5 separate regions of the Homo sapiens genome follow, and all the other regions are linked to region 3. A link is a contact called in ENCODE Hi-C or POLR2A ChIA-PET data. All regions are on one chromosome and are shown on one strand. The core of a region is the stretch at or near the end of the contact, and the rest is flanking DNA. Distances in the headings are between cores, read along the strand shown. Region 1 holds the start of KANSL1-AS1 (KANSL1 antisense RNA 1). Region 2 holds the start of DHX8 (DEAH-box helicase 8). Region 3 holds the start of HEXIM2-AS1 (HEXIM2 antisense RNA 1). Region 4 holds the start of HROB (homologous recombination factor with OB-fold). Region 5 has its middle 29 kb from the start of LRRC37A.

Region 1 (2,700 bases), core at 80-2,579, 1.0 Mb before region 3:
ATTCGCAGAAACCTAGGTGCAGATGTTGCAGGGGCAGGTGAGTTAGTGTAACTTTGTGGGAAGACTAAAACCGTTCTGTAACGACTGTGAGGGTGTTTTTTGATAAGCAGAAGTGACGTATAATGCCGGATATTGGTTCTGGTAAGCCACAAAAAAGTGTGAAGCATTTTGCGTCTTCCTTTTTGGTAGTAGAGCATACATACCCTTCTTATCTGCCGAATTTGATGATTTAATGATTTGAACGATTTTTTCTTCAGTCATTTAAGCCAGTTTTGATGAATCCTAGATTAGTCTTTTAAATCTCAAGATACTCCACTCATCTTTTGGCAACTTTAAAGGGTGGTAGAATTACACTTTGTGTGACACTTTGTATTACATTATGTTTATGAATTCTTTAAGTCTAGGAAAGGTTCCATTATTTTAAAGGTCCTATTTTGGGGACAATATAAAGTTCTGTACTGATAAACTGGTCATGAGAAATGATAAGGTGCCACCACTTTAAACCAACTCTGGTAACGAGGTGGGAAGTTGGCTTTTTGTTGTGAGACTTGTGTTTCTTTATGGAGTTCTTTGTTAAACTTTTAGCATGGCAGTGAACTTCCTTTTGGTGGCGGCAGGAAGCATAAATACTCATTGTGTAATGCCATTTGCCTGTTTTGGCGGATCTGCCAAGCCATGACACCCAAAACAAGACGCGTGTTTCTTCACGAAAACTACAGTTCCCAGCGGGCCCGGCGCCGGCGGGGCCATCACTTCCCCTCTGGCTCCCGGCTGTCCCTTCCCGGGCTGGCCCGGCGCGGGCCCTGGCTGGGGCCTGCGCAGTGACTACGTGCACCCTCCCCACCCCGCCCAACTCTGGTGGCTGCGGAGCGCGGTGCTGGGGCTAGTGCCCAGCCGTGCTGCAGTATACGGAGGCTGGCTGCTAGGGACAAAGGGCGGGCGGCGGAAGCCGCTTCACTGGTCAGGGAGCTTTCTGCAGGGTTAGCCTTGGAATAGTGTGGTGCCGACGGCCTTACCCTCTTTACTACACAGTGCAAACAGTTCCTCGCTCACGTCCTCTCGCTCCGCGGCGCCGGCCCGCCCTGCCCCTCAACTGGCGAGCCGCACCGCCGGCCCCAGCACGGAGGGCATGTGACGGCGTCAGTGCCTCAGGTTAGACTCACCTCGGCCGCAGCGAGGGCTGGCTTCCCCCTGCCGCAGTGCTGCGTGCCGTCGCCGCACGTCCGGGGCAGCTGGGGCCGGGCGCCGCGGCCTCCGCAGATGGAGGTACAAAAACATCGGCCACGGCGAGGAGCCATGACTGAGGCGGCGGCGGCCGCGCCTCCTGGCGGCCCGCGGGGGCGGCGCGGCGGGCGCCCCCTGGCGGCGCGCCGGGGTGGAGCGGCCCTTCGCCGCCGCAGCCGCAGCCGGCGGAGGCGCTGCTGTCCCTCCTCCCCGTGTCCCCGGCGCTCGCCCGCTTGCTCGCTCGCTCCATTCTCCCTCCGCTTCAGATTAAAGGGGGGGAGGGAAAAGGAGCTCGGCCGCCATTTTCCCAGTGCCGCCGCCACCGCCGCCACCGCTCGCCGAGCCGGCGGGAGAACCGAGCACCGTAGCGAAGCCGACTCGTCTCGCCGCGGCGGCGCGGGGGGCGGCTGAAGCGCGCTCCCCGGCTGGAAAGAGGCGGCCGGGGGTGGCGGCCTGGGTGCGGGTTCGGGCTGCAGACGGCGGTGCTTGTTTGTGCGGGGCGGGGGGGCGGTTTCACTCTCTGCCCCCGCCCGCCCGCCCTCCCGGCCGGGCTGCGGTCTCCAGCCGTGCTCGGGCCCCGTCGGTGCGGAGCAAGGCCGGGAAAGGGCCCGAAAGAGAAGAAAAAGCAGCCGCTCCCCGCCGCCGCCTTCCCCTCCCCCTCTGCCTCGCCCCCCCGCCCGGAAAGTCAGGGCGGCTCCGGGCGTCGGGGGGAGGAGAGCGGCGGGCCCGGGCCGGAGCCGCCGTCGCGCGCCCCCGCCCGCCGCTGGCCCTCGGCGCCCAGGCCGGGGGGCTGTTTGCAAACTGCGCCCATTTTGTGGGGCTGAATCCGCCCGGGCTACGCTCCTCCATCACGTGGTAGGTGCTGCTGCTGCTCCTCTCCTCCTCCTCCTGCTGCCCTTTCTCCTTCTCCTCGCTCTCCCTGTGGCTCCCATTTCTCTCTCTCTTTGTTAGTTGTAACTAGAAAGGCAGGGCAGGGTAGAAAAATCCCCCGGAACTTTAAATGGCCTCTCCGGGCTTCCCTGCTGCGGGTCCGGGCTGGGAGTCGCCCCAAGGGCGGGGGTGTGCGGGGGCCCTTCCCCAGGAGCTGCCGCCTCGTTCGCCAGCTTTTCCTTTGGCGTTCTATTTAAAAAGGCGGCCTGAAGAACATGATTTATTCCCGTAAAAGAACCCCCCAAACAAACTCTGGCTCTCGCCTTGAACTTCTCTTGACTGCAAAAGGCCTTTCTCTGCTCGAAACACACATCTTGGCGCGTTGCACGGTTTGTATCACAACTCTGATTGTTTCATTTATTATTTTTGTTGCCTGTAAATTCAGGTCACTTACGTTTTCAGATGTAGTCTCCCTCAGGCGGACTTTTTTTTTTTTTAAACTAAAGAGGAAGAGGGATTTATTTGCTTTTAAGTGAGTTGGAATCTTAACTGCCTTTTTGGGGGCCTGTTTTCCGGCTGACGGTCTTTTGATTCTTAGCAAATAGT
Region 2 (2,811 bases), core at 200-2,699, 1.7 Mb after region 3:
CTTCCTAAATGCTATATGGTGACCCTGTGAAGACATCGTCCCACTTCACAGATGAGAAAAACAGCTTCAGAGAAACTATGAATCTTACCAAAGGTCACTCGTCTAACTTCCCTAACCCCTCCTGTCACCTGCCCCTTCCCTTCCATCCCTCCGGTTGATGACTTTATCTTCATTTAGGAAACTGAAGAGTGGGCTGGAACTCTCTCACTCATCTTCCCACCACCAATCTCTAAACTCATCTGAATCTGCAACTGTATTCTCTGTCCTCGCTCCTGTTACAACTGAAGAAGCCTTGCTGTACGTACCAAAGGTCAATCCATCCATTGGTTGCCCTTGATCCCATCCATCCTCTGTACCTTCATAAAGGCTCCATCTGTCTATGGCTTTAGCTTTAGGACCCTAGCCTTTTCTAATTCCTCAGTTTCGGCTCCCCAGATGTAGTTTGCCCCAAAACATCTAGTGACTGGTGTTTAAGACATAGTACAGGACGCAATGGCTCACGCCTGTAATCCCAACACTTTGGGAGGCCGAGGGAAGAGGACTGCTTGAGCCCAGAAGTTCGAGACCAGCCTGGGCAATACAGTGAGACCCCCGTCTCTACAAAAAATTTAAAAATGAGTCGAGCTTGGTGGCGCCCGCCTGTAGTCCCAGCTACTCGGGAGGCTGAGGTGGGAGGACTGCTTGAGCCCAGGAGGTGGAGGCTGCAGTGAGCCGAGATCGTGCCACTGCACTCCAGCCCGGGAAACAGAGCGAGGCCCTGCCTCAAAAAAGAGTACAGGATGAACGGTCAAAGAACACAGTTAAAAGCACAGACGCTAACTACTATGTCACAGAGTGGCGTGAAGACCAAATAAAATAATGTCAATAAAGAGCTGAGCATCGCATCTAGCACATAGTGAGCACCCAATAAACGTCAGCCATCATCGTCGTCATCGCAGCATCTGCTGCTGTTGTTGTTAAACATGTTTAATTGAGGCTGAAAAAACAAACAAAAAACAATCAAGCAGAGATGACCGCCCCGGGCTTCACTGACAGCTCTGGGAAAGTTTCTAAAGTTTCTCGAGGGCTCTCAAGCCGAGGCCACGGCAGCGTGTACCCTGGGCACCGGTGTCTGCGACAGAGAGAGACAGATTCACACGAACATACTTTCGGTCCATCAACCACCTTTCTCCTTCCTCCTTCCTCCTTCCGCTTCCCTCAATCCCAAACTGAGGTCCCAGGGACCTCCCCGAGCTCACCAAGGTCCTTGTCGTTGATCCCCAAGTGATTGTCCAGCTCAGTGCAAACCTTTGACACCAAAGACAGGTACTCGAGTTTGGCAAGTTCTTCCGCGGGGCCTGGCTCCGACCCGATTAAGGCTCCCGCCATGGCTACAGCCACAGCCATGGCTATAGCTTGCCCAGAACCTCCTTCCTCACAGCCGGCGCTCAGAGCTACTCCGGCCGGGTTCCAGCTTTCACTTCCGGGTCAGCGCGCGTCCCCTTTGTTTACGGTAAATTGAAAATTTGAGGAACGAATCAAGTCCCAACAGGATGGATCATAGAGATCAAACAGGAAGTGCTTAAGGAAGGGACAACTAGAGTGGGTTACTCTGCACGCCGATCTGCGCCCTCTACAGGCGAGAAAAATCTCCGCCCGCCCTCAGGCCTGGAAACGTTCACTCAGCGCGCTCCCGCCCTGGGTCGGCAGAGGGCGACCCCGGCCTGCACAAGAGGCGCCGGGAGGCAACCGCAAAACAGCCTGCGCCTGCGCTTTAGAACACTTGAAAAAGGAATCTTAATGCACGTCTGGAAAAAGACAAACTTGCTTTACTGTGGATCCGCAAATTCCCGGCCTCACTTCTTTGTGGTTCCTGTCGTCCGATCTCAAGTGACCCTTGACAAGCCAGTAGGCAGTAGATTGCCTTCTCTTGTTTTACACACGAAGAAACTGGCACTTCCACTGCCAGCTGGCTGCTTGGGCAAATCAATCTCTGGGGCCTTAGTTTTCTCATCTGTAAACTAGAATAATGTTGCTCTACCCTAAATGGAATAACTGCAAGGAGTGTGACACAGAGTAGGCACACCGCAAATGACAGTTACTGTTAATATCACAAGGCTAGGCCGGGTGCAGTGGCTCACGCCTGTAATGCCAGCACTTTGGGAGGCCGAGGCTGGTGGATCACTTGAGGTCAGGAGTTCCAGACCAGCCTGGCCAACGTGGCGAAACTCCATCTCTACTAAAAATAGAAAACTTAGCCGGGCGTGGTGGTGGTGGGCGCCTGTAGTCCCAGCTACTCGGGAGGCTGAGGCACAAGAATCGCTTGAACCCAGGAGGCAGAGGTTGGAGTGACCTGAGTTCACACCACTACACTCCAGCATGGGCGACAGAGTGAGACTTTGTCTCAAAAAAAAAAAAAAAAAAATTCAAGGCTGAGATGATGGTCACAGAACTGGCCTCTGGTCTGTCAAGCACAGATCCCCTTAGTCTGGGAACCCACAGAGCCAGCTGCCTCCACTCTTGTGAAAACCTGCTTTTCAATCCCCAGTTTTCCTGTGTCCTCTCAGAACTTATTCCCCCAGGGGCTGGGCACTGTGGCTCACCCCTGTAATCCCAGCACTTTGGGAGGCCGAGACGGGCGGATCACTTGAGGTCAGGAGTTCAAGACCACTCTGGCCAACATGGTGAAACCTCGTCTGTACTAAAAATACAAAAATTAGCTGGGCGTGATGGTATGTGCCTGTAGTCCCAGCTACTAGGGAGGCTGAGGCGGGAGAATTGCTTGAACCTGGGAGGTGGATGTTGCAGTGAGCTGAGATCTCGCCACTGCAC
Region 3 (2,700 bases), core at 124-2,623:
TGTGGGACCCGTGCTCGTGGTGCTTGGGTGGGCAGGAGGGCAGGGACTTACCTTGGCCTCCTCCAGGGCCACTGGTGACTCTGCATTACAGGCGGTCTGGTTCGGAGTGGCCATCATCTTCTGTTCCAAATCTTTCAGCAGACGCCTGGAACTAGTGACACCTGCTTTGAACAACAACAGAAACCTAAATCCTGAAGGAACGTCAGGAATACTCTGGCTGCCCAGAATTGTTTGCCCAGGCAGTGGCAGCCATTTTGTACCCCAGCCCTTCATACCCTTATTCTCAAATGCAGGCCCCGAAGGCTGCCTCCACCGCTGGTTTTCACACCTCCAGCCAGCAAGGGGCCAAATGGGATTCAGGGGCCGTCTTCTCTGTCCTGCTCCTCGGGTCCCTCACCAGGACTCATGTCCTGTACTGTCCTCCTGGAAGTCACCGAGGCCCAGGTTGGCAGCCAGGAAGCCAGGTGTAAGTTTTGTTTCCCCAACCACCAAAGGGGCAAAGGAGGACTGCCTGGGGAGGCTGGGAGTGCAGCGGGGCTGCTGCTGCCACGGGAGAACATGGAGCAAGCTCACGAGTCCTTCCCCACTGTCTCCAGTGGCCCCAATCTTGATGCAGCCCTGCACCCCCAACCTTCTCCCCAAGCTGGGCTCCAAAGGCCAGAAGCACAGCTGGGACCTGGGCCAGCCTAGTGCTGAGGACTTTTCCTCTAAGGTCCTGGCCTGCCTCCCTCCTTCCTCTCAGAAAGGGAAACAGGAGAAAAGGGGAAAGAGGTCTTTGCACTACATGCAGCTGGGAGGGAAACCCAACTAGGATAAGGATGGATTTCTTGGAAGAAGGGAGACAGTCATGGAAAGAGGTTTTGCAAAGGTGGAACTGACCTATTCGCTGTCAAGGGCTATGCACACCACTACATCTGTGTGCCTTTCTGTGCGACTGCCTGTCGGTGCAATTCCCAACGCCTGAGCCCTACCTCTTGCTGCAGTTGCAGCAGCTCTGGTCAAGCCGCTCAGGCCACTAAGATGGGGGGGAAGAGAGAGCCTGGACGCGCGGTGCCTGCTGGGGATTGTAGTTCTTCTGGCCTGAAAAGCGATCCAAGGGCCTGTAACGTCAACAGCCACACCCGAGACTCCAAAACCCATCTACCCTTGCGCGGGGGCAGACCGCGCGCGCATCACTGCCTTCTTTGATTGGTCAAGCCTTCTGCCAATATTCTCGCTTTTTTGGCAACGATTAGCTGTGAGGAGGCACAACTGGACCCGCCTTCTCCGAACTCAATTAAAGAGTTCATTGATGGCGTTAATCTTTACGGGGCAGAAAATAGATCCGGCTAAGGTGGGCGGGGCAGCAGGCGCGGAGGGATCCTTGGCCTTTGAGGAAGGCGACGAGAAGCTCGGCGGCCATCGCCGCCATTTTGGGCTGGGAGGAGGCAGCGGAGGGACTCGCTGCGCAGTGAGAGCACCCCGTGGGGGGTGGTCCGGGCGCGGGGAGAGGCCGGGCCGAGTGGGCTACCTGAAGTGGCGGCGCCGGGAGACGGCGGGAAGTGGGACCGGGGGCCAGGGAGGGTGAAGGTTGGAGTCTCCTCGGCCGAGCCCGGTCCTCAAACCGTCCCGGCAGCCCCGCAGCCTCGCCTCTCACAGAGTGCGGGGTTCTTCGGTAATTACCGCGTGTTTCCCGAGACCCCAGAAGGGGAGAGGCTGGTGAAACGGCTTCCCTCTGCGGTCTTTCCACAGGGGCGCGGATCCTGAGGCCGAGCTCTGCCAGCTTCCCTCCCCACCCCCATTCGGCCTGGGTATGGCGGCGAGGCCCCGCACAGAGGGACTCCCACTTCGACTGGAGAGGTGGGGGCGACGCCAGATTCCAGAGGCTGGCGCCGCGGGGGAGGGCGGAGGTCGCAGGTCTGGCCACAAGTCGGCGTGGCAGTCAGCTGGAGGCTCCGAGAGCGGAGATCCCAGTGCACCCACCTTACCTCGCTTACACCAAAGCGCCATCTCGCCGCCCGGGTTGCGAAAAACCACGACCCTCTTAAACTACTGTAGCAACCACTAATTCCCCCTGGGAGCAGCTAGAGAGGGGCACTTGGAAACCTTCACGAGCTCGGTGCCTGAAGGTCTCTGAGGCTCTTGCCCTCAAGATCTCTCCCATTCAGCCCCGATTCTCCGGACAACCTGACCTAGCATGTCGCCAGCCTCTTGGTGAAACGCCTAAAGTGTGCTGCCCCACTTCTCTTGAAAGTTTACACCGAAGGGATGAGGTTTTGCCCTTTACAGGGTTGGGGCACAAAGTCGGAGTCGCTGCGGCTCCGAAATAGAAACGGAGTTGCCCATTTCGTATGCTTCATCAACATCTGCTTGCATTTTGAAATCCTAGTCTTAACTTTTACACAACTTTTAGAGAAATGGCTGCCCTCCTAGAGGGAAAAACGAACTACAGTAATTCCAATTCCAATGTAATCTTTGTAAGACTACAAAATCTTTCCAGTTTAAAGATTTTTCTTTTCCCACAGACTAAACAAAGTCAGAGTATTTTGTGTTCTACTGGTGCATTGTTACTAGGTAACCTCAATTTTTTGAAATTCCAAGTAATTGAAGGATCACTTTTGTAGATCCTAAATGCTACCAAAAAAGAAACCAGTTTTTATCTACTTCATATGTATAGCGTTTAAGAGATGAGGAGACCTGCTTTGAAAGAATAAACTCTTA
Region 4 (2,703 bases), core at 128-2,627, 1.0 Mb after region 3:
GAACTCCTGGGCTCAAGTGATCCTCCCACTGTGGCCTCCAAAGTGCTGGGATTATAGGTGTCAGCCACAGGCTGGGCATGGTGGCTCACTCCTGTAATCCCAGCACTTTGTGACGCCAAGGCGGGTGGACCACCTGAGGCCAGGAGTTCAAGAACAGCCTGGCCAACAAAGTGAAACCTCGTCTCTACTAAAAATAGAAATAAGTTAGCTGGGGTGGTGGTGCCCGCCTGTAATCCCAGCTTGTTGGGAGTCTAAGGCAGGAGAATTGCTTGAACCTGGGAAGTGGAGGTTGCAGTGAGCGGAGATCGCACCACTGCACTTCAGCCTGGGCCACAGAGTGAGACTCTGTCTCAAAAAAACAAACAAACAAAAACAGGTGTCAGCCACGGCCCCTGGCTTGGGCCTAAGGATTTTGCAATATCCCAAAGGTTTCGCCTGACCAATCTTATGTCAAACATAAGAGAAACTACCATAAATCCAAACATGTCTGCACAGTGGCATTGTTTCTGCAAATGAAGCCAGTAGTTTCCCTACCTAATCCAAGGCCCAAAAACTAGGGTCCCAGGAGAGTAGGATGCCCCAGTCCACGGTTCCTTCTTTCTAGCCAGCAGGGCTGCTGTAGCCAGTTCCTGATGAGTGTCAAACCCAGATCAGAGGTGGTGCCTAACCCCAGATGCCAGAGCCGCAGGAGCTACAGCTGGCGATACAGTTCCCAAGACTCTAAGGGTCAGAGTGAAAGGGGTGGGCGGGAGACGACGGTTGCAGTGAGCAGAGATCACGCCACTGCACTCCAGCCTGGGCGACAGAACGAGACTTCGTCCAAAAAAAAAAAAAAAAAAAGTAGAAAGTGTGGGGCGGGGAGGGGAAAGGGATGGACCCAAGCGGTAGTGACGTCTGAGCGCACTGGAAAGGGGGGTTTCCCAGGAGGGTAGGAAGGCAACAGGAGGGAAACTGAGGCCCGGGGGAGGAGAATGCTTTCTCAGGGTCTCCGGCGCGTCCATGACAAGCCCTGACGACAGCCCAGGTCTCCCGACTCCGCCGAACCCCCACCCAGACCCCGGTCCTGCAACTTGCGCGGGCGAGGGGCTGGAACCCCATGAGCAGTTCCGGAGGCCAGGGGGCCCTGCGGCCCGCCAGCCCCCAAGCTGGGCGCGGCATTACCATAGCGACGGCGGGTGGGCCTCGGCGGGGAGGTTGGCCCGGCACCCCGAGTCCGGGGAGTCGCCGGGGCCTTGGACACGACCCAGGTGGAAGTCTCGGACTCCGAGGGACAGTGCTTCCGGGCTGGGGTCAGAGGGATGAGTCTCTGCGATATAGGGAAAGTCGCCAGGAGACTGGCGGCAGGCGCCTTAGGCCGCATTCGAAGACGCCGCCACTGGGGCGTCTCCGCCTTCTTAAAGGGGCAGGCATATTTCTTTCCCGCCGACACAAAGGGCCTTCTCACTGTAGTCTTCCGCTCTGGTCTTAAAGGGGAAACGGATGGGCTCTCGGTCGCCCCCAAGCGGCTCCTCTTCCCAGTCGGCTGGTTCAGCACTGGTTCAGGTGAGATCAAGCATCTTGGCCCCACGATGCCTAATCCTGCCCCCGCCCCTTTCTTTTCCGTTCTTTTTTTTTTTTCTTTTTTAAACCGAATCTCGCTCTGTCGCCCAGGCTGGAGTGCAGTGGCGCGATCTCGGCTCACTGCAACCTCCGCCTCCCGGGTTCAAGCGATTCTCCTGCCTCAGCCTTCGAAGTAGCTGGGATTACAGGCGTAAGCCATGGCGCCCGGCCTCCCTGCTTGACTTAATACTGCTTCAGAGCAAGACTGTGGCTTTTCACCTTTGTGAACCAGCATGTGGCACATTGAAGACACTCAGAAAATGAGTTTGTTTTTGTTTTGAGACTTACTTTACTCCCTTACCCAGCCCGGAGTGCAGCGGCACAGTCATGGCTCACTGCATCCTCCACCTCTTGGGCCCAAGCAGTCCTCCCACCTCAGCCTCCTGAGTAGCTGGGATCACAGGCACACACCACCAAACCCAGTTAACTTTTTTTTTTTTTGACACGGAGTCTCACATTGTTGCCCAGGCTGGAGTGCAGTGGCACGATCTTGGCTCACTGCAACCTCTGCCTCTCAGGTTCAAGCGATTCTCCTGCTTCAGCCTACCAAGTAGCTGGGATTACAAGTGCCCGCCACCACGCCCGGCTAATTTTTTTTTTTTTTTTTTTTTTTTGAGACAGTCTCGCTCTGCAGGACAGGCTGCAGTGCAGTGGCATGATCTCGGCTCACTGCAACCTCTTCCTCCTAGGCTCAAGCAATTCTCCTGCCTCAGCCTCCCGAGTAGCTGGGATAACAGGCATGTGCCATCATGCCTGGCTAATTTTTGTATTTTTAGTAGAGACAGGGTTTCACCATGTTGGCCAGGCTGGTCTCGAACTCCTGACCTCAGGTAATCTGCCCGCCTCTGCCTCCCAAAGTGCTGGGATTACAGACGTGAGCCACTGCGCCCAGCCACGCCCAGCTAATTTTTTGTATTTTTAGTAGAGACAGGGTTTCACCATGTTGGCCAGGATGGTCTCGAACTCCTGACCTCAGGTAATCTGCCCGCCTCTGCCTCCCAAAGTGCTGGGATTACAGACGTGAACCACTGCGCCCAGCCACGCCCAGCTAACTTTTTGTATTTTTAGTAGAGACAGGGTTTCACTATGTTGCCCAGGCTGGTC
Region 5 (2,842 bases), core at 119-2,618, 1.1 Mb before region 3:
AGTGGCGGAAATAATACCTGTCGTCTAAATCCTAATCATGTTACAATACTGTCCCCCATCCGTCCCAAAAAAAGACTGGACGACCCACAGCCCGGGCTGTGGCACCCACGTTACAAACGGTGGTATAAAGTACATATGCAGCGTCATTCAGCTCAGTTTCAATACCAGGTTTAAACTCTGGACACGGTTTATTGCAGCTGGAGGAGTCCAGGACTAACATGTGGACTCGGAAGAAGAAGACGTCGGGGGTGAGTGAGGTACAGGCGGTTCATCTTGTACAGCCCGTCCCGATCCACCAGCAGGGTCACCAGCCAGATGCCCGCGCCCAGCACGTCCACGTCATGCACTATCCCGTTCATCGCTGCTTCCAAAAAACAGTTTGGGAACCCCAGTTCCTCTCCCAGTCCCTGGGCGTTGGTTTTTAGCAACAGCGAAACGGCCCGCATGGGTCGGGCGCCCTGGGATCTCGCGTGCAGGATTCTCCGGGACTCGGAAAGGCTCGCGGGGCGGCGGCGCGGCGGCCGGGCTCACCGATTTCGCGCTTGCAGAACGCCTCTCGCCCGTCCATGCCCGCCCGGCAAGCGCAAGCGCAGAGCTCGGCGCCGGGCTCCGCGTCCCTGCGCGGCTGACTGAGGCCGAATCTGAAGCTGAGGCGCGGCGGCGGCGCGGGCGGCGAGCCGGGGGCCGGCACAACGGCGCGCGGCCGGTTGGGGTGGGCAGGGCCGGCGGGGCCCTCGGCGGCGCGCGCGCGCGGCCGGGCGGCGGGGAAGCGTAGGGCCCGTGAGCGCGCGCGTCTCGGGGCTTCCTCCGTCGCGGGCCCGCGGCGCGGCGACGCGCGGTTCTCGGCTTGCGCCAGGCGCGGGCCTGTGGGAGCGTGTGCGGCCTCACGGAAGGTGGCCCGGTTGTCGGCCGGCGGCTGAGGCCTGGGCGCCCCCTCCCCAGATCCCCGCTCCGCTCCCAGGGCTCCGCACTACACCGATCTTACTTTTTCTCTCCACCGGAGCTTCGGGGGATGATCCGACGATTAAACAGAGGAGCCAGAAAGCTCTAGCTGTCATTTTTGCAGACAGGGTTCCCAGGCTCTAAAAGTGAGCCTGGGCTTTTGCTTGCTTTCTCTCCTCTAACCCCTTCTCCACACCCGCGTCCCCGTTCATGCTAATGAGGGGCAGCCTTTGGGGAAACGGGAATCACTCGCTGAGCAGACCATTGGAACAAAACCGAGCCGCAGGGATTTCTCCCTCTTCCTTCCTAAGGGGGACGAGCACATGGCCTCGCAAAGTTGTCCCCGAGAATGTCTGTCCTGTGATCTGCGGGCGAGGATAGCATCACAGCCTAAACTTTAAACTCGTGTGCGTTTGCGCGCTGCGGTGGGGGCAGCAGAGGGTGGGGTGACAAGTGCGGAGAATAAGGGTGTTTCGGGACTGAGGGACTGAGTGGGGGAGAAAGAGTGATGGCCGCTTTTTTCTAGATTAGGTCAACAACAAATAGGAAAATAGTGCTTAAGACAGCGTGGGTTTGTGGAAGGGAGGAGATTCCAGATGACAGAGAATGTATCCTGGAATGTGTATGTTAGGCAATTTCTAGAGACACCAAGTCACTGCTTCCTAAGTTTAGTAAAACTGTTTCATTATATATGACAGCTCACTGTAACCTCTGCCTCCCGGGTTCAAGCGATTCTCGTGCCTCAGCCTCCCAAGTAGCTGGGATTACAGGCATACGCCACCATGCCAGGCTAATTTTTGTATATTTAGCAGAGACGGGGTTTCACCGTGTTGGCCAGGCTGGTCTCAAACGCCCGACCTCAAGCCATCCACCCGCCTTGGCCTTCCAAAGTGCTGGAATTACAGGCATCAGCCACGACGGCCGGCACAGAGGTCTAATTATTAATCAGAAGGTTGCCTGTTGAGGCCGGGCATGGTGGCTCGTGCTTGTAATCCCAGGACTTTGGGAGCCTGAGACAGGAGGATCTCTTGAGCTCAGGAGTTCAAGACCAGCCTGAGCAACATGGAGAGACCCTGTCTCTACAAAAAATACAAAAATTAGCCGGGCATGGTAGCTCACGCCTTGGTCCCAGCCACATGGGAAGCTGAGGTGGGAGGATCGCTTGAGCCTAGGAGGTGGAGGTTGCAGTGAGCCGAGATCGTGCCACTGCACTCCAGCCTGGGTGACGGAGACCCTGTCTCAAAACCGAAAAAAAAAGAAAGAAGAAGAAGAAGGAAGAGGAGGAGGAAGAGGAGGAGGAGAGGAAGAGGAAGAAGAGTAGGAAGAGGAGGAGGAGGAAGGAGGAGGAGAAGGAAGAGAAAAGAAGAAGGAGAAGAAGGAGAAGGAGGAGAAGAAGAAGAAGAAGAGGAGAAAAAAAGAAGAAGAGGAAGAAGAAGAAGAAGAAGAAGAAGAAGAAGAAGAAGAAGAAGAAGAAGAAGAAGAAGAAGAAGAAGAAAGGAAATTTGTCCGTTGAGCATTAAATCAAAGAAGAGAAATTTGCCAAATTGCAGCTGAAGGAGGTGGGTTAATCTACCCTCATTCAGGTGTTGGAGGAATGAATTATCTTCTCCCTCCAAAAGAGCAAACCTCTACAGCCACTGCAAAGCTTGGGTACACCAGAGTCAGGTTCTCCAGACTAGACAGGCCCAGATAAACACTAGTCATATAAACACTAGTAAGTTCATGCCCTCGGGGCCCTGTTCATAGATGTCCTCAGATCCCCTTCTTTCACGTGCTCTTTATTTAAGTCAAGTGGAATAAAATTCACTAGGCTTAAGATTTCTCAGTTACAACCACATCTCTGACATACATTCAAATCACCCACATCCTGCTGGGGGTGTTCCCAAAACTCTTCTGTTGC

What was found. A loop is a pair of places that touch in the nucleus more often than their neighbours do. ChIA-PET counts read pairs that join two places held with the same protein, here RNA polymerase II (POLR2A). Pooled maps may share reads with other maps.
Region 1: a loop to region 3 is called in a pooled map, with 10 times the contacts of the local background. The contact joins the promoter of KANSL1-AS1 here to the promoter of HEXIM2-AS1 in region 3. A Hi-C loop is called at or near these places in 1 of 168 maps with a recorded cell type or tissue (naive thymus-derived CD4-positive, alpha-beta T cell), 3 of 37 single-sample maps with no recorded cell type and 10 of 50 pooled maps. POLR2A ChIA-PET finds 5 or more read pairs at or near these places in 3 of 52 experiments (HEK293, OCI-LY7 and activated CD4-positive, alpha-beta T cell).
Region 2: a loop to region 3 is called in a map of naive thymus-derived CD4-positive, alpha-beta T cell, with 24 times the contacts of the local background. The contact joins the promoter of DHX8 here to the promoter of HEXIM2-AS1 in region 3. A Hi-C loop is called at or near these places in 1 of 168 maps with a recorded cell type or tissue (naive thymus-derived CD4-positive, alpha-beta T cell) and 4 of 50 pooled maps. POLR2A ChIA-PET finds 5 or more read pairs at or near these places in 1 of 52 experiments (H1).
Region 4: a pooled map shows a loop between it and region 3 (6-fold over the local background). The contact joins the promoter of HROB here to the promoter of HEXIM2-AS1 in region 3. A Hi-C loop is called at or near these places in 4 of 50 pooled maps. POLR2A ChIA-PET finds 5 or more read pairs at or near these places in 2 of 52 experiments (HEK293 and activated CD8-positive, alpha-beta memory T cell).
Region 5: a loop to region 3 is called in a pooled map, with 5 times the contacts of the local background. The contact joins the enhancer-like site here to the promoter of HEXIM2-AS1 in region 3. A Hi-C loop is called at or near these places in 3 of 50 pooled maps. POLR2A ChIA-PET finds 5 or more read pairs at or near these places in 2 of 52 experiments (PC-3 and activated B cell).

Annotation. Positions count from the first base shown.
Region 1 is chr17:46,192,202-46,194,901 of GRCh38, reverse strand. KANSL1-AS1 (KANSL1 antisense RNA 1) reads right to left here and starts at 1,329. Exons shown (of 2, transcript NR_034172.1): 1 at 1,164-1,329. KANSL1 (KAT8 regulatory NSL complex subunit 1) reads left to right here and starts at 1,473. Exons shown (of 15, transcript NM_015443.4): 1 at 1,473-2,079.
Region 2 is chr17:43,482,613-43,485,423 of GRCh38, reverse strand. It overlaps DHX8 (DEAH-box helicase 8), which reads right to left and starts at 1,449. Exons shown (of 23, transcript NM_004941.3): 1 at 1,239-1,449. The coding sequence starts at 1,386. RefSeq lists enhancers at 1,185-1,614, 914-1,756.
Region 3 is chr17:45,160,211-45,162,910 of GRCh38, reverse strand. It overlaps HEXIM2-AS1 (HEXIM2 antisense RNA 1), which reads left to right and starts at 1,373. Exons shown (of 3, transcript NR_186789.1): 1 at 1,373-1,450. It overlaps HEXIM2 (HEXIM P-TEFb complex subunit 2), which reads right to left and starts at 1,036. Exons shown (of 4, transcript NM_001303441.2): 1 at 880-1,036; 2 at 276-423; 3 at 52-161. The coding sequence starts at 117. RefSeq lists enhancers at 797-926, 937-1,136, 554-1,169, 1,287-1,516, 1,170-1,785 and 1 more.
Region 4 is chr17:44,140,604-44,143,306 of GRCh38, reverse strand. It overlaps HROB (homologous recombination factor with OB-fold), which reads right to left and starts at 1,377. Exons shown (of 10, transcript NM_001171251.3): 1 at 1,162-1,377. The coding sequence starts at 1,164. RefSeq lists silencers at 552-846, 1,093-1,152 and an enhancer at 1,453-1,622.
Region 5 is chr17:46,264,842-46,267,683 of GRCh38, reverse strand. It overlaps a transcript of LRRC37A not described here and the pseudogene LOC100132570. Among named protein-coding and RNA genes, the nearest start is that of LRRC37A, 29 kb to the left of the region's middle. Within about 2 kb of position 1,368, at least 33 of the 41 ENCODE cell types and tissues checked have a DNase peak (open chromatin) inside an H3K27ac peak, as active enhancers do.